Regions from separate parts of the Homo sapiens genome. Here regions 2 and 3 are each linked to region 1. A link is a loop called in an ENCODE intact Hi-C map of the cell type or tissue named here. Cell type or tissue: endothelial cell of umbilical vein. All regions are shown on one strand. Links, peaks and the distances in the headings refer to the core of each region. The heading gives the core; the rest is flanking DNA. Region 1 overlaps PLEKHA7 (pleckstrin homology domain containing A7). Region 2 holds the start of PLEKHA7 (pleckstrin homology domain containing A7). Region 3 overlaps PLEKHA7 (pleckstrin homology domain containing A7).

What was found. Peaks named below come from ENCODE experiments on the same cell type or tissue, not always from the same donor. Only the 100,000 strongest peaks of a DNase experiment are listed, where the experiment ranks them.
Region 2: it touches region 1 in a loop (4-fold over the local background); 3 of 110 quality-filtered maps call a loop at or near these places.
Region 3: it touches region 1 in a loop (5-fold over the local background); 2 of 110 quality-filtered maps call a loop at or near these places.

What each region holds. Positions count from the first base shown.
Region 1 is chr11:16,788,556-16,794,782 of GRCh38, reverse strand. PLEKHA7 (pleckstrin homology domain containing A7) reads left to right here. Exons shown (of 27, transcript NM_001329630.2): 19 at 69-295; 20 at 3,584-3,772; 21 at 3,868-3,985; 22 at 4,905-5,008; 23 at 5,487-5,687. Among named protein-coding and RNA genes, the nearest start is that of C11orf58, 53 kb to the right of the region's middle. RefSeq lists enhancers at 3,237-3,737, 3,738-4,238. In endothelial cell of umbilical vein, for the core only: no CTCF peak of the experiment used is centred there; DNase peaks (open chromatin) are centred at 2,152 and 2,982; H3K27ac peaks cover 2,632 bases.
Region 2 is chr11:17,010,165-17,016,391 of GRCh38, reverse strand. It overlaps PLEKHA7 (pleckstrin homology domain containing A7), which reads left to right and starts at 1,978. Exons shown (of 27, transcript NM_001329630.2): 1 at 1,978-2,076; 2 at 2,191-2,267; 3 at 2,346-2,403. The coding sequence starts at 1,991. RefSeq lists a silencer at 3,276-3,570 and an enhancer at 3,455-4,216. In endothelial cell of umbilical vein, for the core only: CTCF peaks have their summits at 969 and 1,171 (motif pointing left); DNase peaks (open chromatin) are centred at 1,361 and 3,191; H3K4me3 peaks cover 2,225 bases.
Region 3 is chr11:16,900,247-16,906,473 of GRCh38, reverse strand. The region is part of intron 3 of PLEKHA7 (pleckstrin homology domain containing A7); the gene reads left to right. Among named protein-coding and RNA genes, the nearest start is that of SNORD147, 23 kb to the left of the region's middle. In endothelial cell of umbilical vein, for the core only: no CTCF peak of the experiment used is centred there; a DNase peak (open chromatin) is centred at 3,283; H3K27ac peaks cover 1,186 bases.

The DNA of each region.
Region 1 (6,227 bases), core at 736-5,735:
TCCACTCATCCTCCAAGGAAGGGGGTCTTTGTTCCATCCCGTGCTTTGTTTCCTTCTATGCCCCTTAGAGAGAAAAACGGTGCCTTTGTTTCCTCACCCGCCTGTGCCTTCACTCTCAACTTCTGAGAGCAAGCCGCCCCCACAGCCCAGTCCTCCCACCAGCCCTGTGCGGACCCCTCTGGAGGTTCGACTCTTCCCCCAGCTGCAAACCTACGTGCCGTACCGACCTCACCCACCCCAGCTGAGGAAAGTGACATCCCCCCTTCAGTCACCAACTAAGGCGAAGCCCAAAGTTGTAAGTAGTGATAACTAGGAGCTGAATGCCATTGTTTCCTCTCTGTCCTCAGATTACCTTCTCCTGGGAGAGAAACTCCTGGGAAAACTTGGGGAAATGGACCCAGCCAGCGTCCTAAAGGAGTCCTTAGTCACAAGCAGTTAAAAAGTAGTATTTCCCTGCTATTGTGCCTTAGACTGTCAGAACTGGAAGAGCCCTGGAAGATGATCTAACCCAACTCTCCCATTTTGCAGTTGGGAAAACTGAGGCCCACCAAGAAGAAGTGAGCGTGCTGAGTAGGGTGGAGTTTGTGATCTGCAGAGAGGTGTGTGGCTGTGGACGAAGCTGTCCCCATGCAAACCTTTGTGCAAATCCGCAGGGGGCTCTCCTGCAGTTACACAGCCTGTGGGCAGTGAGTTCAGTCCAGTGGAAAAGTGTCCTTCCCTTCACCCGCCGCTGAGCACTGGGCTGGGTTGTGAGGATGCTTTGATCTTTAAAATAACCTCGCAGAGTATACACAGCAAGAGCAGTATCCCCATTCCACAGAGAAGAAAACTAAGAGCCTAAATTGTTGACATTTGCTCAATGTCTCCATGCTAACTAGTGAATCCAATCACATCTCCTGGCCCTTCTCTTTTATTCTGTGCCATCTGCCATCTAATTGGGCTTTCAGTCCCAGATCCGGTCTGTGGCCTCTGTGGCTGACTGGGCCAGCACCTTGGTTTGCCTGGCATAGAAAGGGGCCAAGCTCTTGGCAGAGTCTGGGAATGCAGGAGACTTTAAAGAAATAGGAGATGTGGTCAGGTCCCAAGAGAGCTCACGCCTCCAGGGCCAGGCCAGCCTTGGCTGGAGAACACAATGAGGCTGGTCCCAGTGCAGGGAAGCCATAGAAGAGTGGACCTCGGAATGGGGCCCTCCAGATTTTTGCCAACAAAGGCTTGGAGGAGACTTACCTGGGCATTGTGTGTGCCTGGACCTCTGATGAGGTCAGTGCACAGTGCTGGGTAAAACACATGAGTTCTGCTGCCCTGGTCTTCACCATCTACCTGCTTCCAGCCATAGTCCAGGGCCCAGAGCTGGACCCAGGATATGGCCCAGCACCCAGCCAGAGAGTCACTGTGGATTTCAGCATCTTGAGATCTCCTTCCCAATCCCAGATCCAAGAGGTGGACTGGAGCTCTAGCCCTAAAACAGGAGAGGGAAAATTCCAAAACAAACAGCAGGAATGTCTGGGGCAGATGGCTGCCAACATAGGGCAGAATGCTGCCAGCTGGGACAGGGCGTAGGGGAAAAAGGCACTGGCATAGGAGCTGGGACACCCAGATTCCGGGACTGATTCTCTCACTGTGTCCTCAGGCAAGTCCGTCCCTTCCCTGAGCCTCCTCATTTTCCCTTTTGTAGATGGTCACAGAGGCTCCTCCTCAGCTTGGTCATCTGTGGCTCTCAGGCAGGGCTTTCTCAGCTTGGGTGAGCATCAGGATCACCAGGAGAGGTCCTCTCTCCTAGGAATATATGTGTGTTTGCCAGTTTTACCATTTGTTTTATTACTTACTTGTTTTTAACACTTATAAGATGGGCGTGGTGCTGCTTGCCTGTCGTCCCAGCTACTGGGAAGGCTAAGGCAGGAGGATCATTTGAGCCCAGGAGTTTGAGGCTGCAGTGACCTGTGATTACACAACTGCACTCCAGCCTGGGCAATACAGCAAGACCCTGTCTCAAAACAAAATAAAACCCATTTATATTTGTGAAACAATAATATCCATCCTGAAAATGACATAAAACAGGATTATATAATTTAACAAATAACAATAAAGAGACCACCTGTTTTATACCAACAGCTAGACTAAGAAATAGAACACTGCCAGCAACCAGAAGCCTGTGGGTTCTTTCCCAGGCCAAGCTGCTTCCTGTCTGCCAGAAGTAACCACAATCTTGACTTTTTGGATAATAATCCCCTTGCCTTTTTTTTTTTTTTTAATTTTAGTACCTGTGTTGACTCCTAAACACTGTGATTATGCTGGTATATAATTCTATATACTATTTTGTGTCTTGCATCTTTTCTTCAACATTATGTTTGTGAGATTTATATACATTGTTGCATGTGGCTATAGTTCTTTTATTTTTATTTGACTTATTTTCTTGAGTTTAATGTCTTTTTAAAAATAAATTAGATAATATTCTCAAAAGATACAAAAGCAAAAGATATAAAAAAGTACATAATAACATGTCTCCTTCCCACCCTCTGCCTCCAGACATTCCATTCAATCAAAGGCAATCAATGTTTTATGTTTATCTTTCTGGGGAGCTTTTTAGAAATTGGTGATTCGGATATCTTGTCAGGATTGGAAACTGTGGATCCTCAGAGAACCAGTGCGTATCTTAGGCAGATGGCTTAACTTTCACACATCAGTGAAGATTGTTGATAAACCTTTGCTTTGGAGTGCTCTTTCCTGAACTTTCCAAGAGCTTGGAGTGCCCTTTCCTGAACTCTGCAAAATTCTTAAAAACAAAACCAAATTAGACCGAGAAAGAGGGAATTTAGGAGGTGGAAGGCATGATGGTCGTTAGTCCTGCGAGTGGGTGTTCATGGCAACCAGGGGCCGGTCTGTTGATATGTAGAGGAACCACAGCCCTCACAGAACACTGTGGACAGGGAGTTTCAAGGAAAATGTTGCATTCATCACATTCTAGGGAATGAACTGCATGGTAGGCAGTGAGTCACTCATCCTGACCGCCTGTTCTGTCTGAGTCAGGAAGGAGGAAATATTTTGTAACCATGCACATTTCTGATAGAAAGGCCAGGAGGATGTAGACTCTGTCCTTGTTCAGGTCCCCACCTTGCTGAAGGCGCCAGAGCTCGTGTAGGGCCAATGAGCCGGCTCAGGCTGAGCACTGCTGAGTGGGTAGATGTTACTCTCCAGGTAGGTGGTGCTGTGATAAGCATGGAAGTCAGGGCAGGGTTAGCAGCCTGCCTGCGATGTGCACTCCAGATGAGCGGAGGGAGCAGTTCAGCACAGCACCGAGGGCATGGACCCAGGAGACCTGAGTCCTGGGTTTCAGGACACAGTTATACAGGTAACACTTGGAGGAATAGAAACTGTATACCTCTGAGGGGATAGAGGAGCAGAGCATGTCCCTTCTTCACTGCTCCGCCAGGGGAAGTGTGAGTGCTCCTTGGCTGAGGCAGTCATGTTCTGTGGCTCTGATGTGGCCTGTTCCTACCCTTTAAACCTCCACTGTGGCAGTACCTAGCAGTCCTCCCTCCAGCTCCGTCTCGCTGACCACTGGTCTGGTTCTCTTTCTCAGCAGGAAGATGAAGCACCTCCCAGGCCCCCACTCCCCGAACTCTACAGCCCAGAGGACCAGCCCCCGGCTGTGCCGCCTCTGCCAAGAGAGGCCACCATCATCCGGCACACATCTGTGCGGGGCCTCAAGCGGCAGTCAGACGAGAGGAAGCGAGACCGGGAGCTGGGGCAGTGTGTGAATGGGGATTCCAGGGTGAGCGGGGGACCCTGGGGCTGCCACTCTACATGTGGGGAGAGGTAAAGGGGTGTGACACTGGCAGGTCACATCACCTGGGACTCTGCCCACAGGTGGAGCTGCGGTCGTATGTCAGTGAGCCTGAGCTGGCGACCCTCAGCGGGGACATGGCCCAGCCCTCCCTAGGACTTGTGGGCCCTGAGAGCAGGTACCAGACGCTGCCAGGCAGAGGTAAGGCAGGGCCCTCCCTGGAGTTTCTCTGGGAATCCCACCACACTGCTTCCAGCCTTCAGCTGGTGCCTCGTACCCTTCTGCCTGCAGCTCTAGGCCTAGGAGTGAGCAGCAGCTGTCAGGGGGGTCTGGGATGCCAAGAGGGAGGACCTGGCCTGTCTTCCTCTGGCCCACATCCTGATTCTCTTCCTCTTTTGTTACATCTGTCCCCAGGAACAATGATAATAGCAGTTACTAGAAAGCCTGGCACTGTTTAAGCACTTTATATAGACATGATATTCACAACAATCCTATGAGGAAAGTACTGTCATCCCCATTTTAGAGACACAGAAACTAAGGCCCAGAGAAATTAAATAACTTGCCAATTAGCTGGTCATTGGTGGAACCGGAAGACAATCCCAGTGCTCTGGCTCCAGAGTCACTGCACCCTGTAGGCCGGAGTGCTGGGTGGCTGCCACCACCTTGGCCATCTCAGACCTTCCAGAGTGCCACTCTAAGACTCAGTGAGCCCTTTCCTTAAATGCTTTCTTGCCAGTTGAGTGTCCTTCTCACTGTCCTCCTCACCCCAAGTTGGGTTGTGCAGGGTGCCTAAGAATGGATCAGGGGGTGAAAGGCATTCCTGCCCCGCCAGCCTTTCTACCTGCCAGGCAGCCCAGTCATCTGCATGTAAGGGAAGCCTGGGGTGGTCCACAGATCTGCAGGGACACTGCCCCCCATCAGGGACAAAGGTCACCCCTGGGCTGGCCCCCATCCTCTATTGGGGACCTTGCTCCTCCATGCCCTGGGGAGGAAGAAGAGAAATAAGGGTGGGTCATTGACTGGGTGCTCTTGGTACTCCTGCAAGAATGTGTGATGAGGGAGAAGCAGGGACCCATCCACCCCAGCACAAACATGCTTGCACTTCTCTTTCCTCACTAAGGGCTCTCAGGGTCCACGTCAAGGCTCCAGCAGTCGTCCACCATTGCTCCCTACGTCACACTCCGGAGGGGTCTCAATGCCGAAAGCAGCAAGGCGACCTTCCCTGTGAGTGGCCTTGAGCTGTCGAGGACCTCCCTGCTCCTTCACATGGGGAGGGAGGGTCTCCCAGGGGGACAGTAACTGGCCATCCCTTCAGCCCTGGGGATGGCCTCTGGGGTGGCCTCAGCCCCTCCTGAGCTCCCTGTCACCCACTGTCCACCAAGGAGGGCATCCTGCCTTTCTCTCTGGCCTGTCAGGGTGGCAGGAGGGAGCTCAAGAAGCCTGCACCCTGGGTTCTGGCCTCACTGGACAGGCCTGAGCCTAAGTGTCTGCATCTGCAGAATGGGTGCTACTCAGAAAGCTCCTGAGGGTTGGGGGCATCGTGTTGCTTAGAGGAAATAGTTCTCTAAGGCCAAGAGGAGCCCAACTAGAGTGTGCATGTGTGTGAGAGAGAGACAACGGGAATGCAGCCAGCAGGGTGGCTGTCCTCTGCGTGCCCAGCCCAGCTGTTCTGTGTCTCTCTTGCCTGCCTCCTCTTCCTCAGAGACCTAAGAGTGCCTTGGAGCGCCTGTACTCAGGGGATCACCAGCGAGGCAAGATGAGTGCAGAGGAGCAGCTGGAGCGCATGAAGCGACACCAGAAGGCCCTGGTCCGAGAGCGCAAGAGGACACTGGGCCAAGGGGAGAGGACGGGCCTGCCCTCATCTCGCTACCTCAGCCGGCCGCTCCCTGGAGATCTTGGCTCAGTATGTTAGGAGGGGCCAGGCAGCGGGGCAGGGACAGGGAGCCGAGTGCCCCTCAGAGTCCCCCAAACACAAGCACATCACACCTCCCAGTGAGAGAGCTGTCCATTGACCTACATGGTTCAGAGAACACCCCACGGGGCTGTTTGTCCACGACCCAGGCTGGACGAATGCCTGGTCAGAGGGTGACCTGAACCAGAGCTGGAGTGAGGATCAAACAGGCCCAGGAGCCTGAGGAAATACCCAGTCAGTCCTCCCAGCCGCGATGGAGAGGGGCCTTTGCAGGCGTTCGGAATCTCGGCTGAATTCAGGACCTGGGAATACAGGGTTCAGAGAGGAGAGGAGGAAGATGGTGACATGATTTGGTTAGAAGCACAAGCAAACTGATCAGCCTCCCAGACCTGCCAGCAGATGCTGTGTGAGGGTGATGGAGCACGGGGTCACACCCCTGCCCCAAGGGCCACTGGTCTCCCTGGGCTTGCAGTGCAGAGGCCTCAGGGTGTCTGGGATTGCTGGGGAGGCCTGTGCTGCCCCCTGGTGGCG
Region 2 (6,227 bases), core at 882-5,881, 220 kb before region 1:
TTCATACCCTTTGCCCATTTAATGTATTATTTAAAATCAATGTTTAGCTAGCAAAACACCGCTTTCCTATTTTCATTTGCTCAACAACCTCCTCAGAGGCAGGAGGTTCCTTCAGACAGGTGTCCCCCGTCCTCTGCAACCAGTTACCTCTTCTAACTCATAAATGCCTCCTTCCCCAACACCACTGTCTGTTCCCAAGGAAGGGCCCCTTTATGGTCTCATCAACATCTCACAGCCCTCCCAAAATTATGTGCATGCTCTCCCATCCCTCCCCTCTGGAGTGCTCTTTTCCCAGTCAAACCTAACCAGTCCTTCAGGGTCCAGCCTAATTCCACCTGTTTGGGCACCTTTCTGAATAACTAGTGCTCACATTGCATACAGTCTCACTTTCAGGCGCGCCTCCTCCCATCAATCAGAGCCTATGTCCCGAGAAGGCTGGGCCTGACAACAGCTGGAGCCCAGCTGCTGCTCTGTCTTTGCTCAGTGTGTGTGTGTGTGTGTGTGTGTGTGTGTGGCCGGGAGTCTGAGTGTGGAGTATGTTTCATTCACTCATCCTGCAGTTTTTTTTTTTAGACTGAGTCTCGCTGTTGCACAGGTTGCAGGGCAGCGGCGCGATCTCGGCTCACTGCAACCTCTGCCTCCCTGGTTCAAGCGATTTTCCCGCCTCAGCCTCCTGAGTAGCTGGGATTACAGGCGCCCGCCACCACGCCCGGCTAGCTTTTGTATTTTTTTGGTAGAGACGGGGTTTCACCATGTTGGCCAGGCTGGAATAGAACTCCTGACCTCAAGTGATTCACCCGCCTCGGCCTCCAAGAGTGCTGGGATTACAGGCCTGAGCCACCGTGCCCCACCCCATCCTACAGTTATTGAATGCGTAATGCATACATGAGTCAGGTGCTGTTCCAGGCATTGGAGACCAGGCAGTGTATGAGGTAGATCAAAGCCCCTTCTCTCATCCAGCTGACATGTTGGAACTAATATACAACAAACAAGACAAACACAAATATCAATTAAATGTAAACAAGTAATGAAATAGCGAGGGAAGGAGGGGAAGGATTTTCTTTGCAGAGGGCTCAGGGAGGGCTCCCCGAGGAGATAAGATAGGAGTAAAGACCCGAATATGAGAGGGTGCCGCCACTGCAAAGAGCTTTGCAGGGCCCCCTAGAGGCCCCGCCTGGCCACCGCTCTTCCAGAGATGGACGTGCTGCCGAGCCCTCAAAACCCCTTTTTTCTGTTACTTGACAGAAACTGAAGGCAAGAGCTTGCGATCCCTGCAACCTCAGTGGTGTGTGGCGGTAACCCTGCTCCCTCCTGTTTCACATCCCAGCTGAAAACTTGGGAAAATGAAATCGCGCTCGGCCTGCCGTTGATAGAGCACCTACTACATGCCATGGTCCGGTTAAGCACTTTATGCGATTGTTACTTCATTTAATCTACACAACAATCCCGTGTGGACTCGATTAACCTTACAGGGGAAGAGAAGGAGGCTGGGAATATGGCAGGAACCTGAGTGTTAACTTGGTTCACACACAAGCGGAGTTCCCGGGTCGGGAAGTTCTGTGGTGCGGGTCGGCTGGGGTTTACTGAGCGTTCGGGCGCTCGCCGTTTTCGGAGTTGGTCGGGTCCAACCGCGCGCCCCGAAGCTGCCCAGGCGCGCCCGCCAGCGGCCCCCGCCAGCGGCCCCCCGCGCCGCCCGGGTCTCCCGGCCTCGGGGGCAAAGGGGAGCGCCGGTGCCAGCAGGCTGGGGGCGGGGAAGGCTCGGGGACAAAGGCCGCGGGCACTGCGCTGGGTTGGCCGGAGCGGCTGCGAACTCCGGGCGCCAGGACCCGGCCGGGCGGTCGCTCCCTCAGGAGCCCGCGCCTGGATGGAGCGCCTCGCGGCGCCGCCGGGCCACGCGCAGGCCGAGCCCCCGCCACCGCCCCCGCCTCCGCCCCTGCCCGCGCCCCCGCCCCCTCCCCCCCACCCCGCGGCGGCTCCGCGCTCGGCGAACATGGCGGCGGCGACGGTCGGGCGGGACACTTTACCTGAGCATTGGTCCTACGGGGTGTGCCGGGATGGCCGCGTCTTCTTCATCAAGTGCGGCGCGAGGACCCGGGGACGCGGGGACGCGGGTGGGGGCGCGGGGGCGGGGGCCGGGCGGGCACCCGGCGGGCTGTGGCGGCGCTAACAGGTGCACCTCTCTGCCCGCAGTGACCAGCTCCGCTGCACGACCTGGCTGCATCCGCGCACCGGGGAGCCCGTCAACTCGGGCCACATGATCCGCTCAGGTGGGCGCCGGGCCGGCGGGTGGGGGGCGCGCGCAGCGGCGGCCCAAGTTTGACCCGACTTTTCTGGCGTTTCCGCAGACCTGCCCCGCGGCTGGGAGGAGGGCTTCACGGAGGAGGGCGCCAGCTACTTCATCGAGTGAGTGAGTGGGGCCGCCGCGCTCGCACCTGTGCCGCGGGGGGGGGGTCCCTCCCCGTTCCCGCCGGGCGCCCCGCCCTTCCTCTGCTCCCGCCGGCCCGGGCTCGTTGGCGCGCGCTGCGCCGCGGCCACACTCAACGTTTTGTGTGCCCAAGTTGTTTGGCGGCCTCCGAGAGGAAGGCGGTGGGGGCCGCACCTACGCTGGGGACCTGGGCCGGGGGGGAAGAGGCCGCAGACTCTGCGCCCTGGACCTTGCAATCCGGCTGGATTCGGGTGCTGGTGTGCGGGCTGGGCACGCCTCCCCTCTAGGGTCTGGGGCTGCGCCCCGCCGGGAGAGGCGAGTGCCGGGACCTGGATGGGCTCGGGTGGGAGGAGTAGAACGAGAAGTTCTGTCCTGGTGTGGGCCTGCGGGGTTGGAGTGGGGAGAGGGAGAGACTAGGGGAATCTCGCTTAGGAGGACGCCCCCTCTCCCGCCGCAGGCTCTGGGATGGTCTTGGAGAGTCGGAACCTCGCCCCCGGCCTCCATCCACTGCGCGGGCCTGCGGGGAGGGAGGGGGTGGGGAAGGGAACTGGTCAACCAATGACTTTCCTCGAGCGCTCCGCGTCTCTTCGGCCGGAGCTGAACCGGGGGATTGCTGGTGCTTCCGTTAGTCCACGGGCGACTTTTCCGCAAAAGCCCCGGAGTGTTGGCGCACCAGCCAGGTTACCCTGGGTCTGTAGGATCAGTCCATGTCAGATTGGGGCGCAGTAAGTGAAGGCGCGGGTCAGGCTCCTATGCCAGTACAGGCTTTGCTTTCCCACTCCGGCGGGAGTCTGTGTTGCAGCGTGTTTCCCTCTGCCTGCTGAGCTCCGGGAGGCCAGACACTGCCTTTGACCCCTTGCCCCAGTGCCGGACAGCAAGTAGGCACTCGGTAAATGTTTGTTCACTGAATGAATCAGCTCGCCAAAGGTCTGGACGGTGGTCTGACTAGTACTGACTGGGTGTACCTCGGCGACTGTGAGTCAGAACTACTACTGTTAGGAATAAAGCAGCCTATTTCAAGAAAACCCCGGAACCTCCTTTTCTGGTTTGGGTTCTTGCATAATAGTTGAAAATACTGATGGGTGAGATTTACAGACCTAAGGACTAGGGCCTTGCTGCGGTTCTATTGCCCTGCCTCATATGTGTGTATGTGAAGTTGGGGAGTTGGCTGGGGCCATCAGAGTCTTGCTGTCAGTGGGCCTCTCTGGCTCATAACTGCATCAGTTGATGTTATTACAATTTTCCTGTGTGCCACACGTTCACACGTTGTTCTAGGCATTGGGAACAAAAAACAGAAAAGTTCTAGGTGCTCATGGAGCTTGCAATCTAATAGGAGAGGGAAGGGAGTAGAAAATAAGTAAAAAACACAAATAATAATATCAGATCGTGGTTACTACTGTGCAGAAAGTTAAAATAAGGTGATGTGACATGGAGTGACTGGGTGGCTTGGTTGTACTGGGAGATCGGGATGGTGTTTCTGAATAGGCAACATTTAAAGTAAAATTTGAATGACAAGAAGGAGACATCATGTGATGATGAGTTGGCAAAGCATTTCGGGAAGAGCGAACAGCCAGGGCAAGGGCTTAAGGCAGAAAAGAGCTTGGAGTTTAAGGAGCAGGAAGGCTGGAATGTGGTGCACAAGGGAGAAAGTGGCATGAGGAGAGGTCACAGGTAGGAGAAAGGTAAATGCCGCAAAGCTTTGTGAGCCGGGGTGAGGAATTTTCATACTTTATTCTAAGCCCAGTGAAACGTCATTGGAGGGTTTTAAGCAGGGAAATGGCATGATTTGGTGTGTGTTTTTAGAACGATCACTGTGAGGAGATTGGATTGTAGGTGGCCACTGCAGGGGGAGGCAGGAGAGCAGCTGAGGCTGTTGCCCTCTTCCAGGCAGGAGTTAGAAGTGGCTTGCCTGAGGGTGGTAGCACAGTAGACAGGGAGTAGTGGTCACATTCAGGCTGTGTTTAGGAAATAGGCTCTTCACACCTTCATGATGGACTGAATAGTCTGTGGGAGAAAGAGAAGAGGCAAAGATGACTCCTCAGGGCTTGGGCACCTGAGTGGATAGCATTCATATCGTTGAGATGGGAAGAGCCGGTTTGGGGTGGAGGAGAATCATGAGATCTTGTTTTGCCATCTTACATTTGAGATATGAGTATGTCAGATAGTGTGATCTGAAGCTTGGTGGGGAGAGAGGACAGAAGAGACCCATTGGGTATAATAGATGTTATTCAAGGCCATGGGATTAGATGAAATCCCCTAGGAAGAGAGTACAGACAGAAGAGAGATGTTCTGAGGCTTTGGATGGTCAAAGCAGTGTTTAGAGGGGTGAGAGGTGAAGCCAGCAAGGAGACTGAGAAGGACTGAGAAGGTAGGAGAAACCCCAGGAGAATGCATGGTCACAGAAGCCTTAAAGGACAAAATCTGACTGGAGTAGGTGGAAGATAAAACACGGGGTGAAGACAGGGAGTCAGTTAGGCAAATCTTCCAGGTAGTTTTGTTGCAAAGTGGAGTTGAGACATTAGCCGGTAATTGGAGAGGATGTGGGTTTGAGGGAGGGTTCTTTTTTTTGGTGGGAGATTGTACAGCATGTTTGTTTTGATGGGAATGATCCCACTGAGAGGAAGAAGTCGATGCTGCAGTAAAGAGACGGGGCAGTTGCTGGAGCAGTGTTTCTAAGAAGGTGAGAGGGATGGGATCCATGGCCTGCATCTCACTAGCGTCACCCAGGGGCAGGGCCCATCATTCATTTGGCGGGAGGAAGGGCTGCAAGTGTCCCAAAGTACCAGGTGCAGCCTTGGGCTGGGTGTGTGAGGCCGCGTGTGGGACTCTGGAGGCTGGAGCACAGCCTTCCACACCTTTGCTGACTCTTCCATGGTAACTTGTCTGTGAGGTCCCTAATGATTTTCCTACAGTGAGCTCCTGTGCCCCCAGGGCCTTGGCTGACTCCTCCCAGGCCTAGAAAAAGCAATGTGTGACAGTGTTCCCTACCCTCAAAGGCAGGGCCCTGTGGCAGGTGATTGTACTTCTGACGTCCTTCTGTGACAATTTTTTGAGAGACTTAAGGGTTTTGGGAGTAATTGTTCTCTCCCTCATCCCCCGCCCCCCACATGAAAAATGTTTTACTGTTGTCTGATTTCTTAGCTTTGCCGTGAGCATTTCTGAATGTTTGATTTTTGTGTTGAGGGCAGGAGCCTCCTCTAATCTGGCTCATAAAGTGAGAGCGACAAAGCATTGACATGGCTGATTTTATTTTTCCTAATGGCTCCTTGCACAGGAAAGTTGTGTGAGGTTTTACAGGATGTATTCAGTTGCTCCTCATATTTAGCAGATTAAAACATTTTAATTTTTGAAAAAATTTTAAGAAACAGAATCTTCCTCTGTCTCCTAGTCTGGAGTGCAGTGGTGCAATCATAGCTCACTGCAGCCTTGAACTCCTGGGGCCAAGTGATCCTCTCACTTCAGCCTCCCAAGTAGCTGGAACTACAAATGCAGGCCACCATGCCTGGCCAGCAAATGTTTTAATACTCTCCAGAGTCCATTTCTTTTCTTTCTTTTCTTTTTCTTTCTTTTTTTTTTTAAAGACAGCTTTGCTCTGTCGCCCAGGCTGGAGTGCAGTGGCACGATCTCAGCTCACTGCAACCTCTGCCTCTTGGGTTCAAGTGATTCTCATGCCTCGGCCACCCCCTAAGTAGCTGGGACTACAGGTGTGCACAACCATGACTGGCTAATTTTTGCATTTTTAGTAGAGACAGGGTTTCACCATGTTGGCCAGGCTGGTCTCAAACTCCTGACCTGAAGTGAT
Region 3 (6,227 bases), core at 876-5,875, 110 kb before region 1:
CGGCGCGTGCCTGCAATCGCAGGCACTCGGCAGGCTGAGGCAGGAGAATCAGGCAGGGAGGTTGCAGTGAGCCGAGATGGCAGCAGTACAGTCCAGCTTTGGCTCGGCATCAGGGGGAGACCGTGGAAAGAGAGGGAGAGGGAGAGTGAGAGGAGGGAGAGGGAGAGGAGGAGCCTTTCCAATTTTCTTTCTTTCCTTCCTTCCTTCCTTCCTTCCTTCCTTCCTTCCTTCCTTCCTTCCTTCCTTCCTACCTCATTTTAACTTGATCACCTCTTTAAGGATCTAATCTCCAAACACAGTTACATTTTGAAGTTCTGGGATTAGGACTTTGAATATTAATTTTGAAGGGAACACAGTTCAGCCCACAACAGTCCTGCTATTTGTCAGATGGCCAGCTGGAACTTCTAGGGCTGTCCTGATGTGTGACAGCTGGTTAGGCTGTCACCTGCCCTCAGCAGTGCCGAGAGCCTGAATGAGAAGAGCTGTCCCTCACTCCAGGGCCCTAGAGGGCTGCTATCAAGGAAAGCACAGCCTTCAGAGACTAAGGCCTGAGTTTTGGCTGATTGGACTTAACCTTCTAGAGCCTCATCTTCCTCAGCTGTAAAGTGGAGGTGATTCCTGTCTTAAATAAATTAAACACTTCATATTGAAAGTGTTTGTAGCTTTGAGTTCAGATGGGGTCGTGAGACTAATGATTACTCAGCGCCTAATCCATTACCCCCATTCCAGGGGATGGTGGAGTGGGAGCTTTGGGGAAGAATGCTTAAGGGAATGAAATACAGAGACAGTTGAAAAACAAACTGATCTCCCTCTCCAGTCATTTCTGAGGCCTTCTTACCCAGCTTTTCACCTTCTAGCAATACCATGGCACTGTGTGTGGCTGAGGTTCTGTGGCTCCACCCCAGAGGGCCTCATTTTGCTCTTCCCTGGGGCTCTGCTGCAAAGAAGTCAGCTTGGAGAGGGGCTGTGGGCTCAGCTTGCTTAAAGAGAAATTGCCTGATATACAGTTTGGGTTATCATGACCTTGAGGAAAGTATAGAATTAAAAAAAAATTCTTTTATACTATGAAGGTCATATAACTGCATTACATAAAAAAATGGGATAATAGACAAAGGGGAAAAACAGCCATATTCACTTCACCTTAATGTATCTTCTGGATTTTATAGAAGAGTGGGGAAATAACATTTATTTTATTTTAATTAATTTATTTTTAAAATTTGAGACAGGATCTTCCTGCTCTGACACCCAGGTTGGAGTGCAGTGGCATGACCATGGCTTACTGCACCCTCGATTTCCCAGGCTCCAGATATCCTCCCACCTCAGCCTCCCAAGTAGCTGGGACCATGGGTGTGTGCCACCACACCCAGCTAATTTTTGTATTTTTGGTACAGATGGGGTTTTGCCATGTTGCCCAGGCTAGTCTCAAACTCCTGAGCTCAAGTAATCTGCCACTTTGGCCTTCCAAAGTGCTGAGATTACAGGCGTGAGTCACTGTGTCCAGCCCTGTCTTTTATTTATTTTAAATAGGTGTACATGATATGGCATGGATTTGACAGGGTACAAAGTAGTGAGAAGTCTTTTTACATAACATGCTTTTAGTCATATATATGATTTTGACTTTTTCAGTTAACATTGCGTTATCTTTTTATGTCTAAACATTTCTTATTCTTCCCCATTTTGAAGTTTTAAAATTTGAAAGCAATATATGCAAAGTATATTTATGAATTTTTATTCTTAAATAATGGATAGCAAAATACCAAATTAGTAACAGTGGTGGCATATTACAGTTAATTTTTATTATGTATGCTTTTATTTTCTAAATTTTCCACAAATAAGCAGTAATATTCAGAGAAATATGCAGAAGAGATATGCATAATCTTAGAATTAACATTTTGGCTTATTTTTATCCAATATTCATTCCTTGCATTTTGTAAAGATAATTGAGATTATATTTTATATATGATGTGGTTGCTGCTTGGTTTTCATTTAACACAAAGATCTGTTAAGCTTAGATTCTTTATAAACTTTATGTTTAATGGCTGTACAATGTTTCATCAAGTATAAACACCTTATTTTGCTCAACCATTACTTCATAGTTTCCAGTTTTTGACTGTAAAAATAATGCTGTGATGGACAACTTCAGAAATAGTCTTTGGAAGTACTGACCCTGAAAAAAATCTGTTTGGAGCTTAGAGGAGCTATATTCCCAATGGATGGGTACAGAGCAGGCACTCAGATGTTGCTTGTGCATGGAGAATGAGGTGACATGTGTGAAGGAATGTTCTGTAAATGATTTCAATAAATGATAGCACGTAAGAATAACAAATGTTTTAAGCCAATGAAGGCCTGTCAAGAGGGAGCCCAAAATGGACTGCAAAATCGAAACCTGTCATACTCTGATAGCTTGAAGGTTTTTGAGAGGGTTCTACAATTTTGGCTGTGAAAGATCTGAGGGAAAGATAGTGATTTGCAGAATTGTACAGCAGGAATGTAGAGCAGGCTGTATCTTTGTACCATGTTGAAGAATGAAGTTGCAGCGATCCTTTTCCAGTCTCTGAAGGAAGAGAACATGGCAAGAAGGACAAAAACTGAAAGGCCTGTTTGCTGTCTGACTGTGTGCTGCCCCAGGTGGCTGCTGAAACTAAATCAATTTGTGGAAGGCATGGAAGAGTTTTCTTAGTTTGATTATGTCTTTTGGAATTGAATGGGCAAATAGAATTTCTTTGAAAGATGTCTCTATTTCTGCCTGGAGGACTCTGTAATTTGGACGTTGTGAGAAGAGCCTATCTTTATTTTGAATTTGGAACCATTGACTCCCCTTTCTTTATGCTGTGAGTTATTTATATGCCAAGAAGCACAGTGGAGGCCTTTTCACCTTCTCATGACTTTAAGAAATACAGGAAAACAGCATTCTCTACAATCCATAATCCCTGAGTGTTGGCAACAAAAAAATGAAAGATATTCTAATGTAGGCGTCTGTGCAATGGTGATGGGTTATGGATGGTCAATGAGAACCTTGGCTGCCAGTCCTGGGAACTGATCTCAGCCTTCCCTGGGACCCTCTGGATGAGGGGATCCTCATTCACCTAACTGAGCAAACATCCCAAACATGCTCTGTTTGCCCATTTATTCATTCCATTCATTAATGTACTCATTGATTCCATTTGGTTCACTTCAGCTACTGATCACCTAATGTTATATGCCAGGCCGTGTGCATGGCTGTAATTATAGAGCTGTGACTAAGACCTTCCTTCCTTCCTGTTCAGTCAGGGTTCAGTAGCAGTAGTGAGAAGTTATTCTCGCTTTTCTAAACAGAAATGGATTTAATACAGTGAACTAGGTGTTTACATCATGATTGGAAGGGTGCAGGAGTAGGCTCTAGGCTGACCTTTGGCAATGATAACTAAAACAAGACTGTGAAAATGGCCCATAAGTAATTGTTTTCATTTTCCTTTTAATTCAACTCTTTTGAGCTCCCCTTGCCCTTTGCTCCCAACTTCTCTGTCCCAGATCTTAGGCTCTCTCCTTATGGGAAGAGCTGTTTCAAAGCATTTATGGATTGTAAAGTGTGAATAAGGGTGTTGTTAATAATAACTGTCACTTGCTGACTGTTTATTGTGTGCCCAGCTGTCTGCTAAGTCCTTTACCTGTGTTATTTCAATCCTCACATCTGTTGGGTAGTTAATATTATCTCTACATTGCAGAGAAGGAACCTGAAGCTAATAAAAGTTAAATGACTTGCCTAGGATAATTCAGCTAATAAGTAACATTTGAATTCAGGGAGTGTCTCTGTCCAGAGGTACTTGCAGTTTAAAAGACAAGCTGGGCCAAAGAAGATACACAAATGACCAATAAGCAAATGAAAAGATGCTCAGCATCATTAGCCATCAAGGAAATGCAAAACAAAACCGTAATGAAATACTACTTTACACACCCTAGGATGTTTATATTAAAAAGGACAGATACTTTAGAAGTGCTGGTGAGGGCGTAGAGAAGTGGGAACACTGATGCACTGCTGGTAGAAGTGTAAAATGGTGGAGCCACCTTGGAAGCCAGCTGCACGTTCTCAAAAGGTTAAACGTAAAGTTACCATATGAGTCATGAATTCCATTCCTAGGTATATACCCAAGAGAAGTGAAACCATGTCCACCTACACAAAAACTTGTACGCAATTCATAGCTACATGATTCATAATATCCTCAAAGTGAAAACCCAAAGTCCGTCAACTGATGGGTGGATAAATAAAATGTGGTGTGTCTATATAATGGAATATTATCTGGCCATAGGAAGGAATGAAGTACTGGTACATGCTACAACAAGAACGCAACAATGAACCTTGTAAACATTATGCTAAATGAAAGATGCCAGTCACAAAAGATGACCTAGTGTCTAAGCCTATTTATATGGAATGTCCAGAATAGGGAAATCCAGAGAGATAGAAAGTGGATTTATGGCTGCCTAGGGCTGGAGCTGGGGTGATCGCTAGAGAGTATGGGACTTCCATTTAGGGCAATGAAATGTTTTAAATTTGATTGGGGTGATGATCGTATAACTCTCAGTATACTAAAAGCCATTGCATTGTATACTTTATTTTTATTATATTTTGAGACAAGGTCTGGCTCTTCTGCCTAGGCCGGAGTGCACTGTGTGATTTCCACTCACTGCAACCTCCACCTCCTGGGTCAAACCATCCTCCCACCTCAGCCTCTTGAGTAGCTGAGACTATAGGCGTGCACCACCATACCCAGCTAATTTTTTTGTATTTTTTGTAGAGATGGGGTTTTGCTATGTTGTCCAGGCTGGGCTTGAACTCATGAGCTCAAGCTATCTTCCGGCCTTGGCCTCCCAAAATGCTGGGATTACAGGCGTGAGCCACCATGCCCAGCTACACTGTACACTTTAAGTGAATTGTTTGACATGTGAATTCTATCTCAATAAAGCTGTTCCTTCCCACCCCCGAAAAAAGAGAAAAGACATATTGGGAAGGATAATGCTTACCTAAATAAATGAGTTGCTAGTGGTGGAATTTAGAGGAGAAAGGATAAACCCCCATGCAGTTTTCTCAAACTTTTGGCTTATATTAGTTTGTCTTCACTATAGTAAAGTGAAAAAATGGATTTAATTTAGCACAAAATTAAATATTGAGCTCTCAGCCTATTGTCTGGCTGGTGAGCCTAGAGCTGATTTATTTTTTCTTCAGCTCTCTGCTTTCCTAGACAGCTTTTTTCCATTTTTCTCTAAGGAGTATATATTATTTTTTATAAGTAGGGAACCAAAAATGTTTCATAAAATATGTATCCCATTGGGTCATACAAAAAGAACATCATGGCTGGGTGCAGTGGCTCATGCCTGTAATCCCAGCACTTCGGGAGGTCGAGGCAGGCGGATCACCTGAGGTCAGGAGTTCGAGACCAGCCTGGCCAACATGGGGTGAAACCCTGTCTCTACTAAAAATAAAAAAATTAGCTGGCTGTGGTGGCGGGCGCCTATAATCCCAGCTACTAGGGAGGCTGAGCAGGAGAATCATTTGAACCTGGGAGGTGGAGGTTACAATGAGCTGAGATCGCGCCACTGCACTCCAGCCTGGGTGACAGTGAGACTCTGTCTCAAAAAAAAAAAAAAATAAAAAATCATGACTTCCACATGTTATGCCACTTGAGGTAGTTAGAGATTTTCTGTCCTAGAAAAAAGATTTTTTGGGGGAAAAAAGTGAGAGATCTCATGAGTGTTTGTCCATGAACTGAACTGATGTTGGAATTGAGCCATTCCTCAAAGCCTCCTCCCTTTCATCCTCTCATTTCTTTCTTGCCCTTTGAGTTTGTTCAAGGACCACCCAGTTGTTAATGATCACAATGTTGTATACAATTTTGTGTACAATTTTATTTAAAGGGAAAAGATCTGGAAGGCAGTGATGAGTGCTTATGTCAAGTTGAATAAATGCAAAAGGAAGAAATATAATGGGGTGTCTATGCTGTAGGTCATTTGTTCCATTTTATTGTCCAAGTATAATTGCTTATGCCAGAATTTCATAGTCTACTTGTAACCTAGTAAAACACCTCATGAAAGTTACAAGGCATTAACAGAATGAAAATTCACTCTAGTGTCTTCCTTTCCACCTGAGCTAAGGACAGACTGAACCATGCATATATTTTTTTAAACAAGATTTATGGATCAGTGAAGTGAAATTTATTGAGTTCCAACTGTATGTTTGAGAGCAGAATTTGCTG